Linked DNA regions of Homo sapiens: region 1 is linked to region 2. The links are chromatin loops, found by intact Hi-C in ENCODE. Cell type or tissue: natural killer cell. All regions are shown on one strand. Links, peaks and the distances in the headings refer to the core of each region. The heading gives the core; the rest is flanking DNA.

Region 1 (8,329 bases), core at 38-8,037, 86 kb before region 2:
AGAAGGAGTGGTTTGAGAAGTAGGAGGAGAACTTGGAGTCTTAGAAACCACGGGCAGAGTAATTCAAGAAGAGAGGGGATCTAGGTGAAAAGGATGTTGGATCCACAGTTCCTTAAAATTTATCAAAGGATAAATAAAATCCTTTGATAATGGGATCACATCAAGTTAAAACACTTCTGTACAGCAAAGGAAACAATCAACAAAGTGAAGAGACAGCCCACAGAATGGGAGAAAGTATTTGCAAACTACCTGATGAGATTAGTAATCAGGATATATAAGGAGCTCAAATGACTCTATAGGAAAAAAAATCTCGTAATCCAATTAAAAAATGGGCCAAAGATTTGAATAGACATTTCTTAAAAGAAGACCTGCAATGGCAAAGAGGCATATGAAAAGTTGCTCAATATCACTGACAATCAGAGAAATGCAAATCAAAACTACAATGAAATGTGATCTCACCCAGTTAAAATGGCTTATATTCAAAAGACAGGCAATAACGAATGCTGGTGAGGATATGGAGAAAAGGGAACCCTCGTACACTGTTGGTGGGAATGTAAAATAGTATAACTACTGTGGAGAACAGTTTGGAGGTTCCTCAAAAAACTAAAAATAGAGCTACCATATGATCCAGCAATCCAACTGCTGGGTATATACCCCAAAGAAAGGAAATCAGTATATTGAAGATATCGGCACTTCCATGTTTGTTGCAGCACTGTTCACAAAGCTAAAACTTGGAAGAAACCTAAGTGTCCATCAACAGATGAATGGGTAAAGAGAATGTGGTATTTATACACAATGGAGTATTATTCAGCCATACAAAGAGAATGAGATCCATTTGCAACAACATGGATGGAACTAGAGATCATCATGTTAAGTGAAATAAGCCAGGCACAGAAAGATAAACATTGCATGTTCTCACTTATCTGTGGGGTCTAAAAATCAAGACAATGAACCCATGGAGATAGGGAGTAGAAGGATGGTTACCAGAGGCTGGGAAGGGTAGTGGGGCAGAGGGGGGACATGGGGATGATTAATGTGTACAAAATAGAATGAATAAGATTTAATGTTTGATAGTACAACAAAGTATAGTCAATAATTGCGTATTTTAAAATAACTGAAAGAGTATAATTGGGTTGTTTGTGACACAAGGATAAATGCTTAAGGGAATGGATAACCCATTCTCCATGATGTAATTATTACTTATTGCATGCCTGTATCAAAATGTCTCATGTACTCTATAAATATGTACACCTATGTACACACAAAAATTAAAAATAAAAAATGATTTGATAAATGTTAAATCAAACATTTAAACATACTCAAGGGAACCATAAAGGCACCAGCAAAACAAACCTTAAGGTATACTTTACAAGTTTGGTGTGGGGAAGGCATTTCTACTATTTAAAGCCTCAGAAGAAAAGACTTAAAATTGGACCATAAATTAACATAAAACTAAATTAATATAAATATAAAAATTAACATAAAATCAACATATGACTTTTGTATGGCCAAACCAGCATAAGTAAAGTCAGTAGACAAAAGTTGGGCAAGAATATTTTCAACTTACACCATAGTTGAAGAACTAATCACCCTTATACATGAAGACTTGCTAGAGATCAGTTCAAAACCCTGGTAGAAAAAAAGGAAGGAGATATGAACCAATAGTTTACAGAAAAAGAAATACAAGTGGCTCTTAAGTATGTGAAAAGTGCTAAGAATCATTCATAAATCATAAGACAGCCATTTTTTACCAATTGGATTGACCAAAATCCAAAGGTTTGATAACACACTCGGTTGGAGTTCTTATGGGGAAACAGGTACTTTATACATTTCTGTGGGCAGGGTAAATGGACAACATCTATCAAAATTGCAAATACATTGACCTTTAACCCAGCAATTCGTTTTTTTGGAAATATGCCCTACAGATATATTTGTACATATGAGAAATGACATATTCAAGACTATTCATTTTGATATTGCTTTACTAAAAAAGATGTAAAACAGTACAGTATGCTACCATTTATACAAAAAGGTGATAAGAATGTATATTTCTAAGTGCTTGCATTTGATTAAATAACCTTGGAAGGATACATGGACGCTAGAGTGGCTTTGCGCGTTGTACATGCATGTACCTCTGTGTGTGTGTGCGTGGTATGGGAACTGTGCAGGTGCTGGGCAGGGATAGAAAAAGACTTTTCACCGTATCTTTTTATGTTTAGGGAGTTTTAAACCATGGGAATTTATTATAACTTTAGAAAGTTAAATAAAATGTAAGAAGAAGGAGAGAGTCAGTTAGCTCAAACACTTCTGAGGGATTGGGTGAGATGAAAGTTGAAATGTGTCCAGTCATCTTAGCGAAAAGGAAGTGACTCTGGGCTTCAGTATAAGCAGTTTTGATGTGCAGGGTCATTGTTCTGGTCCCATGGGCAGATTGAGAAGCGTGAGGTGAGGACATGTAAACAGTAAATATAGACAACTTGTGTGAGAAATTTAGCTGTGCAGGACAAGGGCCAGGGCCGAGCTCAATGAGATGAAGATTCCATAGAAGGGATTTTCTTTTTTTTTTTTTTTTAAAGAAAAGTCTTTAGAATATTTAGTCATCAATGGAAAGTGTCAGGAGAGAGGGTGAAGCTCTGGGTTTAGGAGGGGGAAAGGCTAAGGGATGCTTTCAGATTTCAGAGAAAGTGGGAGGGTCTGGATCCTGCTCAGAGGTGGTGGCTCTGGCCTTAGCTGGGAGTGCTGGGTGTGGAGGACAGCAGAGAAAAGGAGTGTGGCTTTGTAGATGGGTTGGCTGGGAGCAGAGGGTGTCTGCACCTGAAGGTGTCAGTCTTCTCAGAGAGTTGGTGGGCCAAGAGCCAGGGGACTGCGGGTGAGAGGTGGTGGGGAGGTCTGGGGTATTTGCTGTGGGGCATGGGAGAATGAGCTCCCGGTGCTTGTGCTGTGGGGCAGACAGGTGGGTTAATCCAGGGCAAGAGATCTGCCAGGCAGTTGCACCAGAAGGACACAACAGCTTTTTTTTACTCAAAAGAGACTAATGTAAAGGATCAGGGAATCTAAGCTGCTTTTAGAGAGAAGACGGGTCCCAGGGCCTGGGGTCCAGTGCAGCTAAAGAGCTAGTGGGGAGCAGCTGGATGGCAAGGACACCTTATTCAGAGTGGGACGCTGGCTGGTGATTTTGGAAGTGAGCAGGCCATGGCATTGGCAGGGGCCTGGTATGCCTGGGGAGCAGGGAGCTGCATGGGGGAGAAGCTCCTGGGAGGTGAGGAGCCCACTGCCCAGCACAGCATGGTGGCTGAGCTGAAGGGCCCTGGAAGGATGCCGGGGTAGGGTGGATGGGAAGGTGGGACCCAGAACTGAAGGCTGGAAGAATGAGGGGCTGGATGCTGATGGGGCTGGGTGTGATGGGATTTATAGGGACAATCAGCAGGGGTCTGAATGGATGGGGCAGTGGAGAGGGAGAAGGATGTCAGTTCCTCTGAAATTCCTGTTGAGGCAGGAGGCAAGCAGAAGGCGTGTTCTAAGGCAAGGCTGGGAAATAGGGTACTTTGTTCCTAGAGTGAGAATCCCAGTGGCTCCAGAGCTGTTTGCAAGGGGAATGACACTGCACAATTGAACATAAAGATTCTGGGGACTTACACATGAGGTGCTCCCTGGGGAGCTCTCAGGTCTCTGGGGTGCGGTGTGTGCCACCAAATGTGAACCTGCTGGCTGTGAGCCTCACAGGGCATGCGCAGCACCCAGTGTGGCCCCTGGCCCCACTGCCCCTGTAGCATCCCTTCCCGATGCTCCAGCAGAACGTGTGCTGGAGTACAGCCATCATGTCATACAGGCCAACATCCTCATGCTACAGAATGAGGCTTCTCAGTGCCTCACACCACACCTGGCATGCAACAGACACACAAGAACTTGGAGTTCGTGATTCTTGCTCTTGGTTCCAGCACCACCATCATGTTTGTGCAGCAACCTTCCTTCACAGATCCCCAAGTTTGCCTGGTCTGTTTCTCTCACCACTTGGATCAAGCATCTCCCCACTAGGGTGGGGAGATGGTACCATCAGGAGGCCAGAAGACAAGGTGCTGTTCAGCTTCTAGAGGAGAACTCAGACCTGCCGCTCCCTGAGCACTGAGGTCCTTGCGGCCTCAAAGTCACAGCCTCCTTCCAGCAGGGGGCAGTGTCAGATGCCCAGAATGGGAAAAAGAGCCAGGAGCTCTGAGTTCGAGGCTCCGCCCTGCTCTTAGGCCTTCACCTGTGCTGGTATCACTCTGAACCTGTTTCCTCATGTGAATAATGAGGGTAGATGGTCTGTTTTTTCCAGCACTAAATGATGATACCGATGATCAATAACATTTGCCCTGCACCTCCTTAGGCTCAGGCTCAGGGGCTAAATGTTTTCCATGGGTGGTCTCATTTCATCCTCACATTAACTGTGTAGGTGGGCACTATTGCTGTCCCATTTTACAGAGGAGGAAACTGCAGCACAGAGAGGCAGAGGAGGGTGAGGCTCTTCGAAACAAATAAAAACCCTCCCCAGTAAATGTATTGGAGGCAGGCGACCCTCCTGCTGCTGTTGAAATCTAAGATTTCTGTCTTAGTAATTCTGGCCTCTGAGTCTGTGTACACTGTAAAGGGCAAAGATGACAAGGCTTTTATTGCTTTAATTAAAACCTGGGTGAAGAGCTCGCGATTCATATTAAAATGAAATTGTGTTTCACCCGCTGTGGTGCGGAGAAGGTAACAGCGGTGATTACTGCTAAGATTACAAACAATCAAAGAGAAAAGGCCTTTTGCAAGCATTTCCTATTAAAGCCACAAACATCACACTTTAAAAATAATTATGGTTGTGTTATCAGAACATGATTCATGAGTTCTGAATAAATACCAGAGGCCTTAAAGGAAACTGTTTCAAGACCATAGATTTTGTTCAAATCTGATGAAATTTAATATCACTTCACAGTTGGAGAATAAAATACAAGGAGGGGGAAAAAGCCCATCCTGTGTATATGGAGAGAATTGAGTATATATGTCAGATTGAACTAATGAGCTCTTCCCCATCAACCCTAAACACATACTCAGAAAAAATGGCCTAGCTTCTCTTATTTTCACTGAGAGAAAACTGCCGAGGAGGAGTGAGTACTTATATCTCACCAATCTTAATTTTACATCCCAATGGCCAAAAATATATTTATTTTAAAGCTCTTGATTCCTGCCTATGAGACGTTTAAATATTTGAGGGCGCAGGCATGGAGACATTGGGGAATGGATGGGGGGAGGACTTTGGTCTGCATTTATGGTGCCTCCCCTGTCATAAAGATATTTTTCATACAATGCAGTGAATGTTTATGGCATATAGTTTTGTTTCCTTCCAACTATTATGAGAGAAATTGAATCCCAGGAAATGTTCACTCTCTCTAAATGGGATGGAAACAATGATGATGATGTGGGAAGTGCAGGGGCCTGGGGGAGGGGATAGCAGTGGGGTGGACACGTGATTTCAAGGATTTTCTTAAAAACAGCACCCTTCCCCCTCCCAGCCACCTCCCAGCCACCTCGAACTTAGCATCCCCTGTAGGACCTGAGTTTTTACTGGGGAGGGTCAGAGAATGAAGATTTTATACATTGTTCATTGCTGTGTGTGAGCTCACTGGTGACCAAGAAGTGGAAATGAAGCCAGACGTGGGGACTTTCTCAGAATGGGACTGGGTTCTTATCTTCTGGAGGGTCAGGATCCTGGTTCCGGCCCCTCCTCAGCCTCTCTCCCTGTGTCCCCTCAGACTGGTCATTTGTCCTCTCTGGGCTCTGGTTTTTGCATCTGTGAATGGGGATTGGATGAATATCTCTGAGGGACCTTCCGGGTTGACTTACAGCCAAGGGCTCAGCCCCCTTCACCCACTGCCTGAGCGCCCAGGAGGGACAATGGTCTGTCCCAGAGGTCTTCCCCACCTGGCTGAGTCACACCAATGCTGAGAGGGCCCCGCAATGAGGCTGGAAGCTGTGTGTCACATTTCAGCCCACCAGGCATGATGATAAGGAGCTGGGTTATAAAGGTAATGACATGAGAAGGCAGAACTGGGCTCAAATGATAATCTTGACACATGTGGCTGGGGAAGCTTGGACAAGTTAACCAAGTTTTCTGAGCTTCAATTTTGTCTTTAGAAGTTCCTCAGAGTGATGCAGAAGTAAATTAAGTGTGTTTATATCCAAAGTGGTTATTCTAGTGCTTGGTACATAGCAATTGGTAGTTAGCCTGAGGTGCTACTAAAATCCCCATTTTATAGATGGAAAACATTATTTTCAGTAAGGTAAAATGGGACAGGTACATACTCAGCCCCAAGTAGAGGCCCGGAAGCCCTGGGGTCAGGCCAGTGATGCAGGCCTTCGAAGATGCATCTGCTTGCGAGGTAGCAGGGTCTGTGCCAACAGCCACCCGGTGGCGCCGAGCTCATAGTTGGGAGGGTGCTTAGAGCAGAGTGAGGAGCTGGGGCGCATGGCTTTAAGAGGAGTGTGTGTCCAGCTGGGAAGGATGAGCAGGCGGTGAGAGTGACCCATGCACTTGGAGAGAGAGATGGGGAAGGAGGGCTCTGAGGAAGGTTGCTGTGCATTGGGAGGTGGGATCTTCCTCTTATAAGTCCCCTGAAGAAAACCTTCAGTGAAGTTCTTTGTAACTGCCCAAAGGCTTTAAAAGTTAGCACAGTGTGACCTTTGGCTATTGACTGCTGGGATGGCCCTCAAGGGTGGGAAGTTTGTGGCTAGTGGTTATACTTGTGCCATGTGTAAACTGAGCAGTTGTAGTTTTATTGTTGCCACTAGCCTTCATAAACAATGGTTGGCAATTGCAACAGGAAAGATATAATGGGAAGGGACGAGGAAGCCTTTTAAAATGTATGTATGTATGTATGTATGTATGTATGTGTGTATTTTTTGAGATGGAGTCTCACTCTGTCACCCAGGCTGGAGTACAGTGGTGTGATCTTGGCTCACTGCAACCTCCGCCTCCTGGGTTCAAGTGATTCTCCTGTCTCAGCCTCCCGAGTAGCTGGGATTACAGGCATGTGCCATCATGCCCAGCTAATTTTTGTATTTTTAGTAGAAATGGGGTTTTTCCATGTTGGCCAGGCTGGTCTCGAACTCCTGACCTCAAGTGATCTGCCCACCCCAGCCTCCCAAAGTGCTGGGATTACAGGTGTGAGCCACTGTGCCCGGCTTTAAAATTTATTAACATGGTATACTCCCACCGAAACGGAGAATATGTAAAAGACTAAGTTGAGAAGGATCTGGAGGAACCAGTACCCTCACTCACTGCTGTGTAAATTGGTACCACCATAGATGCCATTTTGCAGTATCTAAAGCTGAATATATGTCTCTATGACTCAGTAATTCAACTCCACAAATGCCTTCGTATGTTCAGGCCAGGCGTGGTGGCTCATGCCTGTAATCCTAGCACTTTGGGAGTCTGAGGTGGGAGGATCGCTTGAGCCCAGGAGTTCAAGACCAGCCTGAGCAATTTAGTGAGACCCCTGTTTTAAAAAATTAAATAATTAGCCAGGTGTGCTGGTACATACCTGTAGTCCCAGCTACTCGAGAGGCTAAGGTGGGACGATCACTTGAGCCCTGGAGGTTGAGGCTGCAATGAGCCATGTTTGCTCCATTGCACTCTAGCCTTGGTGACAGAGTGAGACTGTTTCTTAAAAAAAAGTTTATAGGAGTGTTTTTCATTAAAGCTCAAAACTGAAAACAATCCAAATGCCCATCAAGAGTAGACTGGATACATGATTCTGAAATATTCTTACACAGTGGAATACTATGCAGCAATGAGAATGAATGATGTGTAACCACATGCCATCAAGCAGATGAGTCTCACAAACACGTTGAGTGAAAGAAACCAGACAACAAGACAGAACATTCTAGACAATGCCATTTACATACAGCACATGAACAGGCAAAACTAATCAATGGAGATAGAATGTGAATTGCAGTTACCCTAGAGGGGGGTGGGGAGTGACTATAGGGGCTTTGAGGGGCTTCAGAGGTGCTGGGAAGGTTTTCTCCCTTCCTTTGAGTGCTGTTTACACAAATCTGTTCACTTTATGAAAATTCATTGAGCTGTACATTTATGATTTGTGCACTTTTCTGTTGTATTCTATGCTTCAATAAGGTGTAAAAAAAGAAAGATCAAGGCATTGTATTTTTACAAGTATCTCAATTTTTAGAGACAGGGCAGGCAGGGAAGGGAACCTAGCCAGGTTTGGTCATTTGTATCTTGTGTTAATCCGGTCACCAGGGTAGTAAATTCCCACTGAGAGCATGGATGGGCGAGCCTTTTACCGCTTGA
Region 2 (8,329 bases), core at 208-8,207:
TTCAAACCCAGTTTTGCCAGTTTTATGTGGCCTTCACTTCTGACCGCTGATGGGGCTTGGGACACGCTACCCCAAAATATGGCACCTCCTCACCACACCGTCGGCCTCCTCTGTCAACACCAGCAACGTAGGAAGCTAAGTGTGGCTGCGGATGCGTGGCCCAAGTGGAGGTGGGTGTTGTTCCTGGTACAGAAGAGATGGCATCCAAACTGGTCTATAACAGGCCAAGTAAAAGGTGGTTCAAAGTCAAGGGAAAAACATCTACAAAGGCACAGAGGTTGGAAGGAGCATGATTAGAGCTGGCTCAGTGGGATGGTGCTTGTCTCACTGGCCAGGCTGAGGAGCATGGATTCCCCCAAGGGCAGGGGAGCCCCCCAAAGATAAAAGCAGTAGGTGACTGGATGGTCAGAGCCAAGGGGACTAAGGACCCTGTGCTATCTCTGGTTAGTCCAAGCTCTCTCCCAAGACAGCCAGCCAGCAGCCGTGTCAGTGGGTTGCAGAGCCTCCTGGCCTCACAGCCCATGTTCTGGCTCATCCCTCTTCTGTTCTCCAGTGACTGATATCTGTCTCCTTCCAGAGCTCCCCAGATCAAGGTGAGACCAAGAGCACTCAGGCAAACCCACCAGCCAAAATGCTCCCACCCAAGCAGCCCATGTATGCCATGCCAGGCCTGGCCTCCTTCCTGACGCCGTCGGACCTGCAGGCCTTCCGCAGTGGGGCCTCCCCTGCCAGCCTCGCCCGGACGCTGGGCTCCAAGTCTCTGCTGCCAGGCCTCAGTGCGTCCCCGCCGCCGCCACCCTCCTTCCCGCTCAGCCCCACACTGCACCAGCAGCTGTCACTGCCCCCTCACGCCCAGGGCGCCCTCCTCAGTCCACCTGTTAGCATGTCCCCAGCCCCCCAGCCCCCTGTCCTGCCCACCCCCATGGCACTCCAGGTGCAGCTGGCGATGAGCCCCTCACCTCCAGGGCCACAGGTAAGCAGGGAAGAGCAGAACAGCCCTTCTGTGACCGTGTGGGGAGGGGAAGCGGCTTTGCCCTTTCAAACCCTGGCCCTGCCACTCACCAGTGATATAACCTCAGCCTTGGCACCTGACCTCTCTGAGCCTCAGTTACCACATCTAGGAAGTGGGTCTCGCACACCTTACCTGAGATGTGCTGGCTGCAGTGAACAGTTCACGAGTTGCCAGACTGACTCTTAGGATACTCCAGTCCCCCCTTCCTGCATCCTCAGCCCTAGCCCTGGCCCTTCCCAAAGCCTTCGAGACCTTACCCCCGCTAATTGTTCCACAGAGATTGCTACGAGGTTCACATGGCCCTTAGAGGTCATTGGGTTCAGTAATTCCATTTTACAGATCGAGAAACTGAGGCCCAGAAAGGGAAAGGCCCTGAAAGCCAAGTCCTTCAGCCCCTGATTCAGCCAAGACAAGGGTTGAACATTTTGAAAGGTGCTCTACTGGGAGCAAGGCAGCAGCCCTGGAGGCAGCATCTCTTTGGTGTGGACACCCTTGGACACATGGGCTCTCACCCCGGGAGGCCTGGGACAGTCTGCCCCCTCATCTCTCCTTGGCTCATGGCCTCCTCCTTCCCACTCTGTAGGACTTCCCGCACATCTCTGAGTTCCCCAGCAGCTCGGGATCCTGCTCACCTGGCCCATCCAACCCCACCAGCAGCGGGGACTGGGACAGCAGCTACCCCAGTGGGGAGTGTGGCATCAGCACCTGCAGGTTAGTCCTCGCCCGTCCCTGCCTTTGTCCTGCCAGCCAGGGAGAGTGGGAACAGGATGGCCAGGGATGGGAGAATGGCCAAGGGCAACGTGGACAGGGGAGGACCCTGCAGTCACTGTCAGCCCTGCTGAGGGGATCGATATCTCAGATGACACCGCAGAGCCAGGCCCCGGAAGGACTCTGCTGGCCTGATGCTGAGGCCTGCTTGGGAAACTGACTAGTCTTCAGTCTTGCTGCTTCTTCCTTGCTCCTGTTTTTTTCACAAGTGCTTCCACGTGACATTCACAGATGAGTCCTGCATCTTAGGCCAGTTCCCTAGAAGCAGAGCCTGAGGCAGCAGGGATTGGGTGCCTTTGGGGATGCACTGGGGAAAGCTTGCAGGAGAAGGGGGTGAGGGAGGCAGGACAGGGTGGGGGAAGGAGCTGAGGGGGGATGTGGCCTCAGCTGAAGACTTGCTTCTGCCTCATCCCATGGGAGCCCTGGAGCATGAACGGTGCTAGAGTGGCTCCCACCTGGAGGTCAGGGAACTGGCTTTTTGAACCCTTCATCAGTCAGCCCTTGGCTGTGGGCTGCCCCGGGGTGAGTGTAGCCCACTGGGCAGGGCAGCTCCCAAGACTAGAACAGCTAAGAATGCAGGACAGGGGACCTCGGTGGGACACGGTGGGAGAAGGGACCCACTGTCTATCCCAAGGAATTACAGACACCTTAGAGACCCCTTCTCCCTGCACCCCAGTGTCCTCCCTAGTCCTCCTGTGGGCCTCCTGTCTCAGGCCTCTGTTCCTATCCTGCACTCCACCTTTCAAACCCATGCTAACACCTCCCTCTAGAAAGTCTTCCTGGATCCACGCCACCCCAACTCTGGGGAAGAGTGACCTTTCAACAACCGCAGCCAGCAGGAGAGGGAGAGTGCAGTGAGGAGGGACACTTGCTCCTTAACCCGCCAGCCAGGTTCCCATTCCCTTGGCAAAAATGAGTCCCGCAGCCACACCTGGGGGACGTAGTGCCAAGCAGCTGTCCCAGCGATAGCGCCACAACCTGGAAGGCACAGCGCACTTGTCGGGTGGCCACCTTGCTGCTGAGAAACGCTGCCCCCAGCCCTAGCCTCGGCCTCCCAGCACACGGCTGGTTCCTCTGCTGACCCACCAGCGCCCTTGGACACTGAACAAGTGACCAGCGCGCATGCCCCATTTCTGACATGCCTGAAGTGAGATTCTACATGGGTGGGTGGACTCAGCTCAGCAAGAATCCCTTCCCTGCACCCCAAGCAGGTGCAGACCCTCCTACCCCAGCCCTTTCCTGTCCCTAAGTTTCCTTCTCAAAAGTCAGAATACTTAGGGTATGTAGGGGAGTGTCACACAATGTCCAAGCCTCCTGAGGCTTGCCCATCACATCCAGCATGGAGGTCAGACCCCAGCAGGGCCGTATTTTAAAAACATAAAAAGCACCTGTCCTCCCTTAATTCAGTTTGAGATTTACAAATTCCTGTGATTAAAAACCCATGTGAGAGCAATGGTGACATCGGCGTGCGCCTCGATGAAAGACAGACACGCTACTGCCCTTTCACCCAGAGCTGAGGACCGGGTGGTCCCCTGCTGGGTTTCCGGGAGGGGTTTGGTTCTGCTTGGTGTAGAGGTGGGTGGGGGTGGGACTTGCAGATGCAAGTCCCTCATTCAGCCACAGAGGGGCAGCTGAATCCAGGGGTGGGGGTGGGGCGTACAGTGCAGGGGTCCTGGTGCTCCCCTGGCCCGGAGAGGTACCCAACAGCTTTGACAGCCCCTCCTCTCTCTCACAGCCTGCTCCCCAGGGACAAATCGCTCTACCTCACCTAATCCCGCCTCCCTACCATCCCTGAGGCTCGCTGGAAGGCACTGCTCAGAGCCTGAAGGGCTGACAGCAGAAAAGAGGCCCTGGCCAGAGGCAGGGTGGCCCATCGGAGAGAGCAGTGACACACCCATTGCCCGGGGGCTGAGTCTCTTCCTCAACCTCCCACCAGACTCTGCAGAGGCAGCCCACTGCCCACCACCAGCCCAAAGAACCTGCAGGAACCTTCCGCCCGCTGACCTGCTTGCTCCAGGGTAACTGTGGACCCTGTCCTCGCCCTGCGCACGGTACCCTATGTCTGGACACCCGGCCCCAGCTCCAGCCCCAGCCCAGGTGGGCCGCCCCTGGCGGGGTCGCTTACCAACGGACACCCACCCCAGATGCATGGGCCAGAGGGCCGGCCCCCGGCATAGATGTGCACATCGGTTTTCCAGTGTGAACAAAAGATTACGAAACCTAGAAACTGTTGGTTCCGTGTAAGTAGTTGACTACGTGTTTTAGAACTGTGCTGAAGACATCTGTAAGACTATTTTGTGGGGGAAAAAAGTAGTTTCCTTTAAGGTAAAAAGCATTTTATATGATCCTTAGCACATTTTTAAGTTTTATCTTAAGGGAGACGCGCACAAAAGCGGCTGCCAAACCGTTTCGTCATCCTCACAGCAAGGACCGGACGCTTGCTAGCCACCCCGGAGCACTGCTCTCCTTTTAATCATGTATTCATCTATTTTAAATTGCCGGCGACGACTTTTGTCTATTTATGAAGAAACCTTGAGAACGAAGTTACAGCTTATCCTACCGTGTGTGTGGTTTTGGGGTTTCGTTTGGGTTTGGGTTCTTGACGTCGTTTGCAGCTGTTTCCTGGCCCTGGCGAGTGTCTGTCTTGGTGCCCAGTGCTTCTCTCAAATCTCTTTATAATAAAACTTCTGAAAAGCTGAAAACAAGTCTGTGTCTCCTTGCCCTTGGTGAGCCAGGGTTGAACCCCCTAAAGTGGCATAGAGCCCCTCGGGCCAGACGGACACGGGTCAAAGTCTTGCCTGACCTTTACCAGCCCATGTGGGTTTGTGTGTGGGTGATGGGACCACTCTGACCTCAGTCTTGCCCTCTAAGGGGGTAACAGTGGTCAGACCCGTAGGGCTCTTGCGACGATGAGAAGGGGTGTGGGCAAGAACGCCGCCACACAGGAACTTGCATCAGCTGGTGACAGTGGCGAGCCCTTCCTCTGGAGGATGGGGCCACCCAGGCTTGTGGAGGTGAGCAGTGGGAATCCAGGGAGGAGGCCAAGGGGTTTTTCAAACCTGAGTGTAGGAAGCATCCCAGACAGGGAATTCTTTAAACCAGATTTCCCAGCAGATGTTAGATGGTGATACTAACAACGACAGCAAACAACAACAAAAGGCAAATAATAGTTGACTGTTTTAACTACATCTGGAAAAATACCAATTGCCTGGTGGGAGGCTGCAACTCTTGCACCCTGTGATGCAGCCATTTTGAGGTGGGGACAGGTGCCCCCGCTCCCAGCCAGGCTCGGGACCGAGACAGAGGAGCCCCCACACTCAGGACAGCTCTCCCAGCCTCTCACTCTCCAATCACGGTAAACCCCCTCCTTCCAGATGACAGCCCAGGAGTGGGGTGCAGTTTCCCCACTGGAGGGCATTTTGTAATCCACTTTAGAAAAATAAAATAACCCCAAACCAGCCACCTGCCGTCCCGTCAGCAGCAGCACCGCAATGTGCAGCATAAATATTTCATGTGGTTACAATTTCCTTTTCTATGTGGGGCTTGTCAGTAACACGACGGCTTAGACAGTTTAATATTCAACTCTTGCTTCCATGTTTGTGAAAACAGCATCACTGGGATCCACGCAGACAGCCCACAATGACAAGAGTACAAGGCCCTCCTTGTACAGTGGTGCTGAGGCGGAGGCCTGCTGCCACCCCTCACAGCTGCACCAGGAGCTCAGGAGTCCTTTCCAAGCATCCACACGCCAAGACCACCCCCTCTAGGCTGCACGGGACACTCAGAGGCCCCAAGCAGAACCTAAGCGCCCTGCCTGCAGGTATCAGGGACTGTCGCACGGGTGTGTTCTGGGGCCCAGAGAGTGAGAATAGAGCCTAAAGGCCAATTTCAGGGCCATGGAGTGGACAGCGACTGTCTTAGTCCATCCCAGCTGCCATAACAGAGTGCCATGGGCCAGGTGGCTCACAGCAACACAAACTTACTGCTCAGTTGTGGAGGCTGGGAGGTCTAAGATCAAGGCGCTGGCAGCTTCAGTGTCAGGTGAGGGTTCACTTGCTGGTTCGTAAACGTCCATCCTCTCGCTGTGTCCGACAGGGCAGGAGGGGAGGGTGCTCTCCAGAATTCAACAGCACTCACCCCAATCCTGAGGGCTCCGCTCAGTCACCTTCCAAAGGCCCCGCCTCCAAATACTGGCCCGTTGAGGGTTAGGATTCCAATAATCAAATTCCGGGAGGACACAACCATTCAGTCTGTAGTGCCGACTGCAGTAGTTGGCACTGGTGTCCCCCTCTCGCCTGTCCTCTTCTGTTGCCAGAGCCCATCCCCAGGTCCTGAGTGCCATCCCAGTCATTGCCCCCCAGAGCTGCCACAGCTAATGACCAAATAATGGAGACGCCAACTCTCTGGTCCCATTCACAACCCGAGTCCATGGGAGCAGCCTGAAGCTGCCTCCAGCGGCAACACCATCCTTGCTAAGCTCCCTCCCCCCACCCCGCCCTGCTCTGAGGATGTGACTCCCTCCTGGGAGCACCCACTCAGTAAATCGCTTGAACCAGAATCCCCATCTCAGGCCCGTATGTTTCTAAGGCAACAGCCTACCATACTGACTATGCCCATGGCCCAAGTGGGGCCACATCGGTATTGCTCCAAATGTCTCTGGCTCTGGTCTTACCTGCAACTACAAGAATTTCAGCCCCGAAACCACCACCCAAGCCCCACTCCAGGGCCTTCCTCCTTCTTGGGAGGCAGTGTCTGCTGCATGTTTTCTATTCCATCCTGCAATGATGGTGGCCACGACCCACAGCGCCTCCAAGAACCCAGGGTCACACCGGCTGTGAAAGCACTGGGGTCTCTGCCATGGGCTCTCTCACTCCCCATCCCTGTGCTCCCAAAGCTGCCAGCCCTGGGTGCCCCAGCCTTGTCGTGGGCCAGGTTCTCCCTGCAGCATCCTCCACCTGCCGGGGCCAGTCTACGGTCGGGGCCCCTCACACCTTGAGGCTTCAAGTTATTGCCAGACCCTAGAGCAGTGTCCCCAACAGTGTGAACACCTTTAACTCCTACCTGCAGCCTGCCCCCACTGCCCACAGAGCTGGCCCAGGGAGCAACCCCACTCACCCTTCCCAGGGCCAAGCGCCTTCCTCAGGTTTCTCCATCTCACACCTCCCCCAACAAACTCATCTCGGTCCAAACAGGAGGCAGGACCTGGGCCGAGGCTGAGACCACGCCCCCTCCCCCAACCCCAGAAGGCAGTCATGGCTGGTCCCAAAATTGCCCAGTAGTCATTCCTCCTTGGAGGGATACACAGAAATTTTTACACTGGATTGGAATGTGGGCAACATGGCACAGATTAATTTTTTGATTAATTTTCAGAGTCCGCGATGCTAAAATTCGATACGTTCATTCAGCAAGAATACAAACAACAGAGCAGCTCTTCTCTGCCACACAGCACATACGTATACATACATCAGTTAGCGTGGAATTATCTGTTCTTGAAAGTTTGAAGTAACTCCCATGCGAAAAAGATCTGATGTGCTGTTATAGATTCAGGAGTTTAAAAAAAATTGTTCAACCCATCAGTTATTAACCAGCTCTGCTTCCCAAATTACCCAAAACGAATAACCTCAAGCCCACCAAACGCTGAAGGGTAGTCAGTCAGAGTGAGAGGCAGTGTCGGGGTGGTGGTTAGGAGGGAGGGCTGGGTCACAGCCTGCCTGGGAGAATATTCGCTTGGCTGCCTACAAGTTGTATGAGCTCAGGCAAGTTTCTTAACTTCTGTTTCTTCATGTCTAACTTGGAGATAATAGTCTCCTCTTCAAAGGGCTGTTCTAGTAACAATGAGTTAATATAGGTAAGTCCTTAAAATAGTATTATTTCTCATTATTATATAATAATACTTAATCTCTGCACCAGGTCAAGTTTCTTGCATCGTGTACTATTCAGGATGTGCTAGGCTACGCTGCAGAAACAACTCCCATCTCAGCAGCTTAACCCAACAGAGTTGATCCCTCCAAGCCTCCTCCAAGCCACCAAGAACATTTGGGGATCCAAGGTTCTTCTCTGTGGTGGCTCTGCCACCCCCTTCACCCTCGGAGCCCTCCCTGAGTCCTCTATAGCCAGCCAGTGGTGAGTGAGCCGGGGATCCTGCAGAAGCAGGAAACGAAGTGGTGCCTGTCACTGCTTCCCGTTTCCTGATGGCCACAGCTAGTCAGCAGGGATGGGAAATGGAATCATCCCAGAGAAGGGGTCCCCAACCCCTGGGCCAGTCTGTGGCCTGTCAGGAACCGGGCCACACAGCAGGAGGTGAGCGGTGGGCGAGCAAGCATTACCGCCTGAGCCCCACCTCCTGTCAGATCAACAGCAGTATTGGATTCTCACAGGAGCGTGAACCCTATTGTGAACTGCGCATGCGAGTTACATGCTCCTTGTAAGTAGGTTACACGCTCCTTATAAGACTCTAACTAATGCCTGATGACCTGAGGTGCAACAGTTTCATCCCAAAACCATCTCCCCGCCGCCTGCCAGCCATGGGAAAGTTGTCTTCCATGAAAC

What was found. A loop is a pair of places that touch in the nucleus more often than their neighbours do. Peaks named below come from ENCODE experiments on the same cell type or tissue, not always from the same donor. Only the 100,000 strongest peaks of a DNase experiment are listed, where the experiment ranks them.
Region 1: a loop joins it to region 2, with 3 times the contacts of the local background. A loop is called at or near these places in 9 of 110 quality-filtered maps.

The regions. Positions count from the first base shown.
Region 1 is chr20:43,979,380-43,987,708 of GRCh38, forward strand. The region is part of intron 2 of TOX2 (TOX high mobility group box family member 2); the gene reads left to right. Among named protein-coding and RNA genes, the nearest start is that of TOX2, 69 kb to the left of the region's middle. In natural killer cell, for the core only: a CTCF peak has its summit at 4,159 (motif pointing right); a DNase peak (open chromatin) is centred at 4,162; H3K27me3 peaks cover 2,615 bases.
Region 2 is chr20:44,065,135-44,073,463 of GRCh38, forward strand. TOX2 (TOX high mobility group box family member 2) reads left to right here. Exons shown (of 9, transcript NM_001098797.2): 7 at 578-973; 8 at 1,596-1,723; 9 at 3,516-4,482. The coding sequence ends at 3,552. Among named protein-coding and RNA genes, the nearest start is that of JPH2, 120 kb to the right of the region's middle. RefSeq lists an enhancer at 2,771-3,287. In natural killer cell, for the core only: no CTCF peak of the experiment used is centred there; DNase peaks (open chromatin) are centred at 4,327, 4,727, 5,307, 8,177 and 1 weaker place; H3K4me3 peaks cover 1,389 bases; H3K27ac peaks cover 2,249 bases; H3K27me3 peaks cover 297 bases.